Linked DNA regions of Homo sapiens: region 1 is linked to region 2. A link is an interaction called in ENCODE POLR2A ChIA-PET data of the cell type or tissue named here. Cell type or tissue: MCF 10A. All regions are shown on one strand.

Region 1 (2,500 bases), 120 kb before region 2:
CTACTGAGGTGTATGGTGGTCGGCTCCTGCACTGATGGTATGATAAAATGGGTGAAGGTGAGCACTCAGGACCAACAGGAAATTTATAACTTTAAACGTGGCTCCTTCCCTGGGGTAATGCCCATGATCCAACGGACATCAGAACCACTGAATTGTGATTATTCCATCTATATCCACAATGTCACCAGGGAGCACACTGGAACCTACCACTGTGTGAGGTTTGATGGTTTGAGTGAACACTCAGAAATGAAATCGGATGAAGGCACCTCAGTGCTTGTGAAGGGTAAGGATCAGGCCCTGCAGACCACACATTTGCTCCAGTCTGTTTCCCTGCACAGTCACCTTTATCCACTGTATCATGCTGTATCACACAAAATTTCAGTGGCATACAACAATACATATTTGTATCTCTACATGCACATTTACATGTGGCTGGGTGGTTCCACTCCTCATGTCTCATGCCAGAGCCCAGGCTGGAGAGGTAGCAACTATGTGGGGCATGTTTTCTCATAAAGATGGCAGAAGCAGAAGCCCAGTCCCAACTCTTCAAGTACACCTCAAGCATCTACTCACATTATGTCTGCTAACAGCCCACTGGCTAAAGCAAGTCACATGGCTCAGCTCCAAGTCAAGGGACAAGGAAGAATAGTCTTCCACCATGCACCAAAGGTAAGAGTGTGGATGTACCCTATTACAAGCACAGAGTCAAAACCTGAGGCTGATCATGTCATCTACCACACTCCCCAAGTACTCAATCATGGCATCTGTAAGTCCACCTATGGTGACCTGAATACCCAAATCCTGGGCCTGTCATTGAATAGTAGTTCCTTCTTAAGTCAGTTACCCTGGCTCTACATGCCTCAAGTGCTTTGCTTGAAAAACAGGCAAAACAATTTGTACTTCAAGGGTCATTCGGGTGATTAAATAGAATGGATGCTTGTGGAAACACCCCATAAACTGGTGACATGGAGAGTATCTGTACGTGGGAGTTCATTTTAACTTGATGCCAGATTCAGGAAGGCTTCACTGGCTTCTTCCGAGCTATGATGGTGCCTCCTCTGTAGTCCTGCCATCTTCTGGGTTTCCGCCTCTGGGCAATTTTTTGACCATCTCCACTGGAAGACAGAGAATGGCTTCAGGGCCGGGCACTTGTGTCTTCCTGAGTTTCATGTTCCCCAATCCTACCATTGGTATGTAGTAGGTACTCAGAGCTTTTTTACTGAATGAGTCAACTGGTGAGTAATAAAGAAAGCAGGAAGGAGTGGCTGAGTGAAGAAATCTGGAAAGAAGGAAGGGAGGGAAAACACCAGGTAGGAAATGAGTGAACGATGGAAGAGGAGAGGGAATTCAACAAGGACCTCCTCTTTGGCTTCAGGAGCTGGGGACCCTGAACCAGACCTGTGGATCATCCAGCCCCAGGAATTGGTGTTGGGGACCACTGGAGACACTGTCTTTCTGAACTGCACAGTGCTTGGAGACGGTCCCCCTGGACCCATCAGGTGGTTCCAGGGAGCTGGTCTGAGCCGGGAGGCCATTTACAACTTTGGAGGCATCTCCCACCCCAAGGAGACAGCGGTGCAGGCCTCCAACAATGACTTCAGCATTCTTCTGCAAAACGTCTCCAGTGAGGATGCAGGCACCTATTACTGTGTAAAGTTTCAGAGGAAACCCAACAGGCAATACCTGTCTGGACAGGGCACCAGCCTGAAAGTGAAAGGTGAGACAATTGGTTTTGGACTTGTCGGGAGAGCGGAGCAGGTATTCAACAGGAATTTTTCTACATGTCCCGAACAAGCCAGTTCTTCACAGCCTCCATGTCTTTACATAAGTTTTTCCCTCTACCTGGAATGCTTTCTCCTTTTCTCTGAAAACTCCTACTCATCCTTCAAGGCCCAGCACAAATGGCCCTTCCTCTGTAAAACCTTCTCCTCCTCTCAAGCAGAGTTAATTTCTCCCCATTCTGGTTTCCACAGAACTCTGTATAGATCATTAATAATTCAACAAACATTGGCCAGGCACCGTAGTTCACTCTTGTAATCCCAGCACTTTGGGAGGCCAAGGCAGGTGGATCACCTGAGTCAGGAGTTCAAGACCAGCCTGACCAACACGGTGAAACCCCGTCTGTAATAAAAATACAAAATTAGTCAGGCGTGGTGGTGCATGCCTGTAATCCCAGATACTTGGAAGGCTGAGGCAGGAGAGTCTCTTGAACCTGGGAGGCGGAGGTTGCAGTGAGCCAAGATCGCACCCTTGTACTCCAGCCTGGGCAACAAGAGCAAAACTCCGTCTCAAAAAATAATAGTAACAATAATAATTCAACAAACATCTACTACATGACTGTTGAGTGTCCTGCACTATGCTAAGTACTGCAGACACTGCAATGAATTAGACAGGTCCATACCCTAAACGTGCTCCAGTAGAAAGTCTAACTTTGTCCTTCATAGCTGCAGGGTTTGACTTCTAGCCCATACCCACATAGAAACTGGCAGACTCATCCCAG
Region 2 (2,500 bases):
TTAGAAGAAATTAACAACATGAGCAACAACATTTAAGTGACATTTCTAGAACATTCCATCCAACAGCAGCAGAATACACATTTTTTTTTCAAGTGCACATGGAACATTTACCAAGATAGACCATATCCTGGGACATAAAACAAACTTTAACAAATTTAAAATAATTGAAGTTATGTGAAGTATGTTTTCTGATCAGTTGTGATGGAATTAAACTGTATGCCTCTCACTCATTCTTAAAATGCAAGGCTGGTTTTATACTGAATTAATAATTAGTAACCTTCCAAAAAAAGAAAGTACAAGACCCAGATGGTTTCACTGGTTTCACTGGTGAAACCAAATGTTTAAGGAATAAATAGTATCAATTCTCTGCAATTTCTTCCAGAAAACGGAAGCAGAGGGAATACTTCTTAACTCATCCTATGAGGCCAGCACTACCCTAATACCGAAACGAGATTAAGATATTATAATAAAGGAAAATTAAAAACCAATCTCTCAGGAACACAGATGTACAACTCCTCAATAAAATACTAGCAAATCAGGAGGAGGTGGAGCAAGATGGCTGAAAAGAAGCCTCCAGCAATTGTCTACCCTGCAAGAACACCAAATTGCACAATGATCCACACAAAAAAGCACCTTCATAGGAGCCAAAAATCAGACAAGTGATTACAGTACTTGATATTAAAATCATATTAAAGAAAGAGGCACTGAGTGTGGTATGGAGAGAGAATATGTGCACTTCTGGAAGAGAGCACAGTGATTGTGGGACACTGCAATGGAACTCAGTGCCGCCCTCTCACAGTGGAAAGCAACGGGGCAGAACTTCGCGAGTGCCCATGTCCTAGCCAGGGGCAAATCATCCATCCCAGCAGTCAGAACGTGAGTTCTGGCAAACCCCGCCAAAGTGGGCTAAAGTGCTCTGGGGTCCTAAATAAATTTGGAAGGCCGTCTGGACCAGAAGGACTGCAATTCCTGGGCAAGTCCTGGTGCTATGCTGTGTTCGGAGCCAGTGTACTTGGGAGGCATGTGACCTAGTGAGACACCAGCTGGGGTGATCAAGGGAGTGCTTGTGTCATCTCTCCCCCAACTCCAGGCAGCACAGCTTACAGCTCCAGGAAAGACTCTTTCCCTCTGCTTGAGGAGAGGAGGAGAAGAGTAAACAGGGCTTTTTTTTTGGCAAATTGGATACTAGCTCAGCCACAGTAGAATAGGACACTAAGCAGAGGTCTGAGGCACTCGTTCCAGGCTCTAGCTTCTGGATGACATTTCTAAACTTACCAGAAAGGAACCTACTGCCAGAACAGAAGGACCCAGTTCTGGCAAAATTCATCACCTGCTGACTAAAGGGCCCTTTGGCCTTGAATAATCAGCAGTGTTAGCCAAGTAGTACTGGCCGCAGGCCTTGGGTGAGACTCAGAGCCACACTGGCTTCATGTGTGACCCAGTACATTCCCAGCTACGGTGGCCTCAGGGAGAGACCCCTTCTGCCTAAGGAAAGGAGAGGGAAGAGTAAAGGGGACTTTGTCTTGCAGCTTGGGTACCAGCTTGGCCACAGTTGGGTAGAGTACCGAGTACCAAGTGGGACTCTGGGGCCCCGATTCCAGGTCTTGGCTCCTGGATGGCATTTCTGGACCTGTACTGGGCCAGAGGTAAGCCCACTGCCCTGAAAGGAGAGAATCAGGACTACAAGCATTCACCATAAGCTGACTGAAGAGCCCTTGGGTCTTGAATGAACATAGGTGGTAGCCAGGCAGTACTCACCACGGGCCTAGGACAGTGGTGGCCATGGGGAGACTCCTCTGCCTGAGGAAAGGGGAGGGAATAGTGGAAAGGACTTTGTCTTGTGGCTTGGATGCAAGCTCAGCCGCAGTAGAATAGAGCATCAGGTAGACTCCTAAGGTTCCCAACTACAGGCCCTGCCTTCTGGACGACATCTATGGACCCACCTGGGGCCAATCTCAGACAGAGATTGATGAATATTTGGATAGATAATTCAAAATAGCCATTTTGAAGAAACTCAACAAAATCATGTTGATAACAGAGAAGAAATTCAGAATCCTATCAGATAAATTTAACAAAGAAGTTGAAATAATTAAACAGAACCAAGCAGAAACTCTGGAGCTGAAAAATGCAACTGACATACTGAAGAATGCATCAGAGTCTCCTAACAGCAGAATTTGTCAAGCAGAAGAAAGAATTAATGAGCTTGAAGACAGTGTATTTTAAAATACAGTCAGGAGACAAAAGAAAAAAGAATAAGAAAGAATGAAGCATGCTTACAAGATCTAGAAAATAGCCTCCAAAGGGCAAATCTAAGAGTTACTGGCCATAAAGAGGCAGTAGAGAGAGGGACTAGGGTAGAAAGTTTATTCAAAAGGATAATAACAGAGAACTTCTCAAACCTAGAGATATATCAATATTCAAATACAAGAAGGTTATATAGAACACCAAGCAGATTTAACCCAAATAAGACTACCTCAAGACATTTAATAATCAGACTCCC

What was found. ChIA-PET counts read pairs that join two places held together with the same protein. Peaks named below come from ENCODE experiments on the same cell type or tissue, not always from the same donor. Only the 100,000 strongest peaks of a DNase experiment are listed, where the experiment ranks them.
Region 1: POLR2A ChIA-PET joins it to region 2 with 7 read pairs; 4 of 35 experiments call an interaction of 5 or more read pairs at or near these places.

What each region holds. Positions count from the first base shown.
Region 1 is chr20:1,477,483-1,479,982 of GRCh38, reverse strand. SIRPB2 (signal regulatory protein beta 2) reads left to right here. Exons shown (of 5, transcript NM_001122962.2): 2 at 1-283; 3 at 1,376-1,717. Among named protein-coding and RNA genes, the nearest start is that of NSFL1C, 12 kb to the right of the region's middle. RefSeq lists an enhancer at 585-1,784. In MCF 10A, no CTCF peak of the experiment used is centred here; a DNase peak (open chromatin) is centred at 1,212.
Region 2 is chr20:1,353,805-1,356,304 of GRCh38, reverse strand. The region is part of intron 2 of FKBP1A-SDCBP2 (FKBP1A-SDCBP2 readthrough (NMD candidate)); the gene reads left to right. The region is part of intron 1 of SDCBP2-AS1 (SDCBP2 antisense RNA 1); the gene reads right to left. Among named protein-coding and RNA genes, the nearest start is that of SDCBP2, 26 kb to the right of the region's middle. In MCF 10A, no CTCF peak of the experiment used is centred here; no DNase peak of the experiment used is centred here.